Regions from separate parts of the Homo sapiens genome. Here region 1 is linked to region 2. A link is a loop called in an ENCODE intact Hi-C map of the cell type or tissue named here. Cell type or tissue: heart left ventricle. All regions are shown on one strand. Links, peaks and the distances in the headings refer to the core of each region. The heading gives the core; the rest is flanking DNA.

Region 1 (5,379 bases), core at 275-5,274, 170 kb after region 2:
AAACTGGAAAAACCCAACTCTACTTTCCCATCACAATTCAAAAAGGAGCTAAGCCTTCTGGGGATGTTGGATGTTTCAGACTGAGAGAGGGTGGCTGACAGGGCCATCTTTTCTCAGCTGTCTGCAACCTGAGCCAGAGCCCTTCCTGGAGCCCTGGCAATTGCCCAGTGGCTCCCAGAAGACATCTCTTTGGACGTCCGGGCTCCCAAGAAGGTTTTAAGTTTGTTCAAGGTCTGAAGTCTGATGCGCAGAGGTAGCTCCATGACGCTAGTAATGGAATAACACTTCCTTTTTTGGTGAGGAAAGCCCAATGGGTCTTAGCTAACAAGCTCTCAGCTATGACTCTAAAAATACCCTGCAGCGAGTGCTGTTTGGCACTTCAATTTGTTTGCCAGGGGAGCGCTTAAGAACTCCGCAGAATGCTTCAGATTCTCCACAGCTGCTCTAAGCTCTGTCCTCCTCTGGTGACCAAAGCAAGTGTATCGCTTTGGGAAAGCTGCTTGTTGCTTTTCACTTTTGAGTTCTTGGAATTCTGCTCTAAATGTCTGAAGTACAATTCCAGTCTTGGATTAATAACTAGCTTGGTTTTGAGTCTTCATTTGGCTCCTAGTCTGAACTATGCAAATGCACGATCTGTGTACAGAAGAAAAAACCTAAAATTATACTTCCAAAGGGCTCAGTCGCTTCCTCTCTCTCCCCATTCCCCTCAGAAGAAACATCAGCCTCCCGAATCCTTTGTTGCCAGCAGCAGGAGCAGCTCCGGGCCTCGTCAGCACAGGCGGCCTTGGCCGCCTACAAGTTGATGGTGTGTGCGTGCTTCTTGCACAGGGGTCTGTCCTTCTTGGAGTAGAACGGCTGCCCCTCCAGATTCACATGGCAGACCTGGAGCAGAGAACAGACCTGCGTGAGACCCACGTGGCACAGGGCATGAGCAGATTTCAATCACTTTTTTAAGAAAACGCCCTGGCCAGGCGTGGTGGCTCAGTCCTGTAATCCCAGCACTTTGGAAGGCCAAGGCAGGCAGATCACTTGAGGTCAGGAGTCCAAGACCAGCCTGGCCAACATGGCGAAACTCCATCTCTACTAAAAATACAAAAATTAGCCAGGGGCATGTTGCCATGTGCCTGTAATCCCAGCTACTCGGGAGGTTGAGGCAGAAGAATCTCTTGAACCCGGGAGACAGAGGTTGCAGTGAGCTGTGATTGTGCCACTGCACTCCAGCCTGGGCAACATAGCAAGACTGTCTAAAGCAAACAAACAAACAAACAAACAGCCTTGCCCCATGCATTCTAGAGAAAAGGCAACAGCCTATTTCTCCCACTATGAATTCTTAATGACGGAAGCAGAGTACATGAGTTGGACTATATAAAAACTAAGATTCCTGAAGAACAGAATAAAATCAAATGAAATTAATTAAATTTAATGGAATAGAGAAAATATACACTATGAAGCTGACCAATTCATGCTATCTAAAATAGCATGAATAGAGTCAATACAAGTTCACAAGTCAATATACCACAGAGAGGATTCACGTCTAAAGAAAATCATTAGTAAACTAACAAACACATCAGAGAAGATTGTACTCACTAATAATTAAAGAAAAAGCAAATTAAAACTCCCCTGACTCCAGGCGCAGTAGCTGATGCCTGTAATCCCTACACTTTGGAAGGCCAAGGCAGGAGGATCGTTTGAGGCCAGGTGTTTGAGACCAGCCTGGGCAACATAGTGAGCCTCTGTCTCTACCAAAAAAAAAAAAAAAGAAAAAGAAAGAAAGAAAAGAAAATTAGTTAAAAAAATTACAAGAAAAACTGCCCTGAGATACCACTAGACACATATTAATCTAGCAAGACAAATAAAACAAAAAAACCTCAATGGCCTGTCACCTTTAACCTAATATGCCTGTAGCCAAAAAGCTTAAAAAAAAAAAAAGTATTCAATCAAAAATCAGCAATGCCAAAAAGGAACAAGGCCTACTCGTGCACTGCTAGAGACATGTGAGTGAGCTCAGTGTTCCATAGGGAATCTGGCCATGTTGAACAAGAACCATTGAGATGTGACTACCCTGTAACCCAGTAATGCCACGCTAGAGAATTTTATCCTGCAGAAGCAACTCTGCAGAACAACAAAACAACCTGTGCTCAACTAGAAACTGAAAACTAGTAAAATTTCTCTCAATAGGAAGATGATTCAGTAAATTTTCATGGTGTATTTTTCCAATGGAATGCCACCATTTAAAAAGAGAGATGGGCCAGGCATGGTGGCTCACGCCTGCAATCCCAGCATTTTGGAAGGCCGAGGCAGGAGGACCACGAGATCAGGAGTTTGAGATCAGCCTGACCAACATGGTGAAACCTTGTCTCTACTAAAAATACAAAAATTAGCCGGGTGTGGTGGTGCGCACTGGTAATCCCAGCTACTCAGGAGGCTGAGGCAGGAGAATCACTTGAACCCGGAAGACGGAGGTTTCAGTGAGCTGAGATCATGCCACTGTACCCAAGCCTGGGCGACAGAGCGAGATTCCGTCTCAAAAAAAAAAAAAAAAAGGTAGATATGGAAAAGTATGCAGAGAAATATACAAAAAAACAAAAGAGATGAAATTCTTTTTTTTTTTTTTGAGATGGAGTCTCACTCTGTCACCCAGGCTGGAGTGCAGTGGCGCGATCTCAGCTCACTGCAACCTCTGCCTCCCGGGTTCAAGCAATTCTCCTGCCTCAGCCTCCCTAGTAGCTGGGATTACAGGCGCCCACCACCATACTCAGCTAATTTTTTTTGTAGTTTAGTAGAGACAGGGTTTCACCATGTTGGCCAGGCTGGTTTCAAACTCCTGACCCCAAGCAATCCACCTGCTTTGGCCTCCCAAAGTGCTGGGATTACAGGCGTGAGCCACCACGCCCAGCCCAAGAGATGAAATTCTATATCCCCATGATGACAACATATAGTCTGAGGCTGGAGGCATCCCAGAAAGAAGAGAACTAATTAATATTTGTGGGGACTACCATGGACCAAGCAGGATGCCAGACACTCTATATACAGCAGCTCATTTAATTCTCATGAAAACCTTATAAGGTAGGTAAGCCTTTCTCCCACTTCACAGCTGAAAAAACTGGGGCTCAGAGGGCCCATACGTCTTCCTTAAGTCACAGACCTAGTAAGTTGTAGGCTGGGAATCTCTGTCCATGTCTGTAAGACTCCAGTTCTATGCTAATTTTTCCCCTACCCCATAGAAGAAAGGGACTGTGTTTACTTGAAATTGATCTGGGTTCATGGGTTTGTACAGATGTAGCCCTCTGAGTTTGCTGGACTACTAGTATGTAAGCTGGGCCCTGGGTTGGCAATATGCCAGTAGGTCAGAGTCTGCCAGGAAATCACATTGGCTGGCATGGGTCCCAGCTTAGGAGAGGGCAGTGAAGATCCCTGCTGGGGGGCAGAATTGGGAGCCATCTCCAGGACACTGACATCAAGAGGAGTGCACGTGGAGTCCCCACATACAGGTATCCCCCATGGAGACAGAGAAATCACCCCCTTGAGTTGAGCTTGGGGCAATATGCATGTATTCAGTCCAAGAGAGTTGGAGAGGAAAAGGGCACCACGCTAGCCCCATGTGCAAGGCTCTGATGGTCCAGTTGGGGACGTTATACCTAGGATCACACAGGGCTTCCAATTGGGTTCTGGGAGCCAATGAGCTGCAAAAGTGTTTGAAAACATCCCAGGTGGATGCAGTGATGCTGAGTATAACCAGGCTCGTGTGGAGGCCTCAAGCTGCTGGTGACAATTTAAAGACTATGCAAAAAGATGGACATCCAAGATCTAACTGGTGAGAATGGGCTTTAGGGAAGACAGAAAGGCATCTCTGGAATGAGTCAGCCTGTCAATGACTGCAGCTGTGGGTGGGAGACCATACCTGGACTGGGACAATGCTGGTTGCTTGTGAGAACTTTGGGATGAGTCAGGCTGGGGAGAGAAGGTGTCCAGGGACTGAAGACCAACAAATGAGAAAGGGACAGAACCTCAAAGATGGCTCATAGGTGAGATGGGGCTGAGGGTGGGAACCCTCATAAGGAGTTGTGCCCAGTGTCTTCTTGGTGCAAGGTGGCTTCATAGTGGAGGAGGCCTTCTGCCCACCCAGCACAGGGGGCAACAGGGATGGTCCAACCCCCAGGCTCTGTGGCTGGGTGACATCAGGGCCTGGCTATAAAAGGGTAGCGACCATGGACAGTGCTGACTGCAAGTCCCAGCAGAGTTAGGGTAATAAACTAGGCCAGCTGCAGCAGCCCCTAGGTCTGCCTACAAAAGTTATATTACTGCCCATCCCCTCCTGATACCCACACCAGTGGGGAAGGGCAAGACTTAGAGCAAAAGAGGGATGGGTAAGACATTTTTCCTCCACTAAGGTCGGACCCTTTCCATTGGAACTCAAGTGTCGACGCCAGACAGAAGCTTAACTTTCACCCTGACCCACAGTGCACTTCTCAGGCTCCCAGCCTTCACTTTATATGCTTTGGACTTGAGGGATACTGTCCTGTTCTACTTTTGAATTGCTCACATCTGTTGCTTTGTTCACCTTTCAAGATTCTAGATTCCGTCAGGGTAGAGACTTGTTCTGGAACACTCTTGTACTGCCCAAATGCCAGGAATATTTGGTAAACTGAGTTAGTCTAAAGAATGTGCTATCCTGAGATCTCACTGGTTAGAAAACAGCACATCAGCTGGGAGAGCTACCCCAGATCTTTCTCTTACTAATTTTTTGGAAGTTACAGGAAAATACATGCTCATCAAAAGTGATTTGGAAATATGAAGTGATAGAAAGAGGACCAAAAAAAAAAAAATCCCTCAAGTCCCTCAAAGTTTTCCAATCAAAAGATTTCTTCCTAATGTTAAGACCATGTTCCGGCTGGGTGTGGTGGCTCACACCTGTAATCCCAGCACTTTGGGAGGCCGAGGTGGGTGGCTCATGAGGTCAGGAGTTCAAGACCAGCCTGGCCAAGATGGTGAAACCCCGTCTCTACTAAAAATACAAAAATTAGCCAGGTGTGGTGGCAGGCGCCTATAATCCCAGCTACTCAGGAGCCTGAGGCAGAGAATTGCTTGAACCTGGGAGGTGGAGGTTGCAGTGAGCCAAGATCGCACCACTGCACTCCAGCCTGGCGACAGAGCAAGACTTTGTCTCAAAAAAAAAAAAAAACAAAAGAACCATGTTCCACTTTGCTATATGTTGACAGAGCAGTGAGTATCATGCAGGCTGGTTTGGAGGGAGACCTAACGATCTCCATGTTGATCCTCTAAAGGGCAGTGCTATGGGCCTCTCACAGGCTGGACTTCACTCTCTGGAACTTATTTGTAATATCAGCCTTAGCCACCCCAAGCTTTACGCCTTCTTCT
Region 2 (5,379 bases), core at 71-5,070:
TAGGCTTGGTAGCTTCCTCACAACTCTTCGAACTGAGACAGGCTACTGGCTACACCTGGGTTCCCCCTGTGATGCCCAACCCGAAACTCTGTTCAGGGAGAAGAAGGTGGGCAATCACAAGGCTCACCTCACTTGTTTCTGGTTTCTCAGAGATCAGTATCCTTCACAGCCTGACACCTTGATTGGCAAGCTGTTAGTATATGGGTAGGGTTTACTGATTACAAGCTTCACTGTAAGATAATCTGCCTGGACCATTTCACTGGGCCCTAACAGCAGTATTTTTAGGTTTTATCTCTTGGGCTGAACAGATTTCCTTAAGAAACATCCTACCCATTGCTTAGAGAGCACACACCTGGCTGATAGGGTTCTTTACTATGTGGCTGAAGGCACTGCAGGCAGTCTCAAGACACACCACAGTGAAAAGTGTAGGTAGCTCTGAGGTAACGCAGCATGAAAAAAAAACAAAAAAAGAAAAGTATAGGTAGCTCATATTACAAAGGGCTGATTTCTGAAATATAAAGAGCTTCTATAAATCAAAGAGAAAAAAATCTATGCAATTCAATGGAAAAACAGGCCCCCCAAAATGAATACATGATTTAAATAAAAATATAGATGGTTCTTTTCTTAAAAGAAAAATAAAAGCATACTCAACAATATTTTACTATACACATTAGAGGCCAGGTGCGGTGGCTCACGCCTGTAATTCCAGCAATTTGGGAGGGCGAGGTGGGTGGATCACTTGAGGTCAGGAGTTTGAGACCAGCCTGGTCAACATGGTGAAACCCCCGTCTTTACTAAAAATACAAAAATTAGCCAGGTGTGGCAGTGCATACCTGTAATCCCAGTTACTTGCAAGGCTGAGGCATGAGTATCGCTTGAACCTGGGAGGCAGAGATTGCAGTGAGCCGAGATCACTGCACTCCACCTGGGAGACAGAGTGAGACTCTATTTCTAAATAAATAAATAAATAAAATAATATATACATTACAGTGCCCTTGTGTAATAAAGAAACCAATGTATAAAAAAAGTATTTTAATATGAAAATATAAATTAAAATCACCTTGAGATATTATCACCTGTCTTACTGGCAAAGATTCAGTTATTTGACAAAGGGACTTTGAGCTTAAAATAACCGATTGAGCATACTTGCTTGCTTTTACTAGTCCACTAAAACAGCAATAAAGAGTTTTAAACTTCTTTATCTAACAGGCAAGGAGAAAAGGAGATAAAATAACAGTAAACACTGTTGGAATTCATGAAGCAGATGAATGAGCAGTGACTTTGCACACCCAAAAAGTCTGATTCTTAGGTTAGAAATTGAGAAAACCAAGAAGCAACCAGTTTATACTATGGAGTTCCCCCAAGAACTTCGGAACTGGCCATTGTGGTTATGTCTGGAAGTAAAGTTGAGGGTGACAATAACACCAAGAAGACTGCTTGAAAGTCAATTTTCAGAAAGTCGGACACTGGATTATCCAATACTGTGTTAGCAAATCACTCCCAAACTGAGTGGCTTAAAACAGCAATTGTTATCTCACTGTTTCTGTGGATCATGCATTCAGGAGTGACTTGATTGGGTAGCTCAGGGTCAGATGTCAGCTGAGACTGCACTCATGTGAAAGCTTGACAGGAGCTTGCAGTCACTTCCAAGGTGGCTCACTTCCAAGGCCGACAGGCTGCAGGCTGGGTATTGGCAAGAGGCCTCAGTTCCTCCCTGTGTGGGCCTCTCTCAGAGTTGAGTGTCCACATAGCATGATGCCTGGCTTCCCCCAGAGTGAGTGATCCCAGAGACCATGGTGAAAGCTGCAAAGCTGTTTATAACGTAGACTTGGAAGTCACTTTTGCCATATCCTATTTGTCACACAGATCAGCCCTGATGTGTTATGGGAGGGGACTGGCCCCAAGGGGAGGAACCCCAGGCAGTGAGAATCACTGGGGGCCATTTGGGATGATGGCTACCTCAGATGTGGAGCTCTCCTCTCGACCCCATCTCCTACTCTGAATAATCATATGACTTTCGCATCACCTCCCTAACAGAAGATTCCAAGTCTATTATCTAGAAAGACCCAAAACACGATTTCTCAACTGTGGTACCCCATTGTTGAGGGTGAGGAATTATAATAAAAACAAGGAGGTATGCGAACGTCTTTTCCTCAGTAATCTGAAGTGTTTCCTTTATTATATGCTAAATTGCTGTATGTACTTGGGTTTGTTTATTTATGGGTTTACTAACTTGTTTCATTAATGTATCTAGGTTGGTATGATGTTTTATTATTAAAGTTTATATCCATTAGGGACTGTCTCTTATTACTCTTCTTTTTTGGCAACTGTCTTCTGAAATCATGGCTACATGCAAACAATTCTGGAGCTCCAAATTTCTAAAGAATTATAACGCAAAAAAAAAAAAAAGAATTATAACACAGTGGGTTTCTTGGGACAGATCGAAAACATTCAGATGCCAGAAAGCTCACTATTCCATTAATAAGAAAATCATAAGTAATCATGAACATACAAGAAGTATGAAATTGTGCCCAATTAATTAATTGGTAGTAAGGTCCTTTTCCCTTAAGAGAACTATAGTCTAGTTACATAAAGGAGATATACAACCAGAGAATACAAGTTAATGGTTTCTGCAACTGGCTTTACAAACAGCGGTTGACATCTAATATTTGACAAAATATTTTGCTTCAAAATAAATATCTTCTTACTTGTAACAAAAGCAGCTGGAGAAGATGATCATAGCAATTATGCAGACAGCCATAGAAATGAGCAAAACCAGCCATCGAATGCTGCCATCAAAAAACGGACCTGACAATAAAAGTAAACAATGTAAACAATTGAAATGAAAAAATAATCTGACGTGTTCAATTCTAGGTAGCCTGGTTACTGTAAAACCAGAGAAGATATTTGAGAAGCATGCTCCGACTTTTCTCGGCTAACCTACCTATGACAACAGGGGGCAGTGTGGGTTGCAAATACTGGTTACATAAATTGGTCCGACAACATTCTATTGTCCGGCGTAGCTGGGCTTTTGGAGAATCCTAAAAGAAGAGTAATGATAAAATTAGAAATGGTTTGGTATTTTAAACTGATATGTCTTTTTAGTATTCATAAAATACAATTTCTATTTCAGTGAGTGAAAGGGGCCTGCAAATTTTATATGTAAAAACAGATTATTGAAAGATTAAAATTTGTGCTGAAATAGTGAAGACTGCAAAATGGCTTTTCTTAAGAACATATCTATGTGGATGGTGTGTTAGACACTAGATTAGAACACCAAACCCGAACTTAGGTAATTACAATCATAAACTGGTCTGGTACATATAATCTCACTGTGGTACTGAGATGTGGATGAGATTTAAGATCAGACTAAAAAGTGGAGGGTGTCGTAGTCCAAAGAAAAGGCTGGTTAGCAAGGCAGCTGAGCGTGCAGAGGCGCTGCAGACCCTGCCTACCCCAGCCACGTCGGAAGTCATGAGCCTGATGCAGAGGCAAGTTGAGCATCCATGGTGAGGGAAGGACAAACTACAGAAAGCATTCTTGAGAGCTGATTACAGACCACCAGCCAGCAAGGAGACTGTCCCTAAGAGAGCAGAAAGCTAGCACAGAGAAGGACACAGTCACTGGAAGCGCAGCAGCACTTGCATGTGATGTTTTATTGGATTAACAACACAATATCTGACAAGTTGAATGCTGCAGCCTGGGGAGAACTGCCATTCTGACCAACATGTGAATAGCAAAGAACTGTTTGTCACTACACAAGTAACAAGAATGTAAGCGGAAATTAAGGAAAAGCCTCAGTATAATCAGCTATGACTTTAAAAAGGTAAACATGAGCCTGTGACTTCAGATTCTGTTGGGAAGATGGTCAAGAGCATTTGGAAATGTCCAAATACATATTTTATATTTTAAATGAAGTTTTATTAATAACTTTTAAACAATTTTTACTTTTAAATGATCATAAGGAGAGAGAGAAAAAAGTTAGGGTTAAACTGGAGAGTCTGAAATAATCCCAGATTCAGAGAAAACACATGGAGGAGGAAATGAAAATCATATAACTAACGATGAATGAAAGAAGTGTCAAGCATCCAAAAACGGTTCCAGGAAAGCTAAAATGAGCTTGGCCTTGCAGAAGAGAAAAGTGCAAAGAAAAACCAAGAAAGGGTTTCTTTGGCAGCATGGGGTTTCTCCAAGCAACAGATGTACTGCTGACATGACAGTGGATGATAAGGAGAAAAACGAACAATTCTTCAACTCCTGTCTTGTTTTTTCTTCTCTATGAAGGATGCTGACAGGGATGACGAAGGTAGCTCAAACACTACTAAGTGGGAAACGACATCCCAAATGTACGAAGAGATCTTACGATGCGTTTGTATTCCTTATGAGTTCCTATATTCTAACCTAGGTGAATTATATCCCAGGAAGATGAAAGCCCTTGTAAGAGAGATGGCTGAAAGACAGGTGTAATTTAAAGACTTTAGAAAGATGGAGTGTTGGAAACTACAATAGATAATGGAATGTTATATTTTTATATAAACATTTCATATAAACATGTATATATGTTTATATATATGTTATATATATATGTGTTATATACGTCCCTTTTCTTTAAAAGGGAAAGAAAGTAGACTTTAAACTGGGTGTGGTGGCTACTTGGGAGGCTGAGGCATGAGGATCACTTGAACCTAGGAGTTCAAGTCCAGCCTGAGCAATGTAGTGAGACCCTATCTCTAAAAATAATAATTTTTAAAAAGAAGCCAAAAATAGACTCTGCCAACAGATTAAGGAGCATAGTATTACAGAAAATACAAGGGTTTTGGAATCAAACAGTTTGAATCCTAGCTTTGCCAGTTGTTCACTTTGTGAACTTGAGCAAGTAATTTATCTCTAGGCTTTAGTGTGCTAAAAAATACAGGTTAAAAAAAGATGAACTGGGAACAGTGGCTCACACCTGTAATCCTAGCACTTTGGGAAGCTGAAGTGGCAGAATGGCTTGAGCGGAGGAGTCTGAGATCAGGCTGGGCAAAATAGTGAGACCCCATCTCTAAAAAAATTTTTAAATCAGCCAGGTGTGGTGGTACACGCCTGTGGTCCCAGCTACTCAGGAGGCTGAGGTGGGAGGATCACTTGAACCCAGGAGGTTGAGGCTGCAGTGAGCTGTGATTGCACCACTGCACTCCAGCCTGGGTGATGGAGCAATACCCTGTCTTTAAAAAAATCTGCTCTATAGAGTAGTTGGGGGGAAACAAGGTAGAATATACTGAATCCCCAGGATACTATACACATATAACAAATATTCAATAAATTAACTTCCCTTCCTCTTGCTTGACATGAATCCCAGATGAGATTCTAGACTAAGCCAAAAAACTTCTAAGTCCC

Evidence for each region. Hi-C counts contacts between places; a loop is a spot of excess contacts. Peaks named below come from ENCODE experiments on the same cell type or tissue, not always from the same donor. Only the 100,000 strongest peaks of a DNase experiment are listed, where the experiment ranks them.
Region 1: it touches region 2 in a loop (3-fold over the local background); 4 of 110 quality-filtered maps call a loop at or near these places.

What each region holds. Positions count from the first base shown.
Region 1 is chr10:86,728,390-86,733,768 of GRCh38, reverse strand. It overlaps LDB3 (LIM domain binding 3), which reads right to left. Exons shown (of 14, transcript NM_007078.3): 14 at 1-882. The coding sequence ends at 793. Among named protein-coding and RNA genes, the nearest start is that of BMPR1A, 26 kb to the left of the region's middle. In heart left ventricle, for the core only: no CTCF peak of the experiment used is centred there; a DNase peak (open chromatin) is centred at 3,368; H3K4me3 peaks cover 333 bases; H3K27ac peaks cover 3,223 bases.
Region 2 is chr10:86,897,456-86,902,834 of GRCh38, reverse strand. BMPR1A (bone morphogenetic protein receptor type 1A) reads right to left here. Exons shown (of 13, transcript NM_004329.3): 6 at 2,945-3,041; 7 at 2,709-2,808. Among named protein-coding and RNA genes, the nearest start is that of MMRN2, 57 kb to the left of the region's middle. In heart left ventricle, for the core only: a CTCF peak has its summit at 2,947 (motif pointing right); a DNase peak (open chromatin) is centred at 1,674; H3K27ac peaks cover 2,025 bases; H3K27me3 peaks cover 600 bases.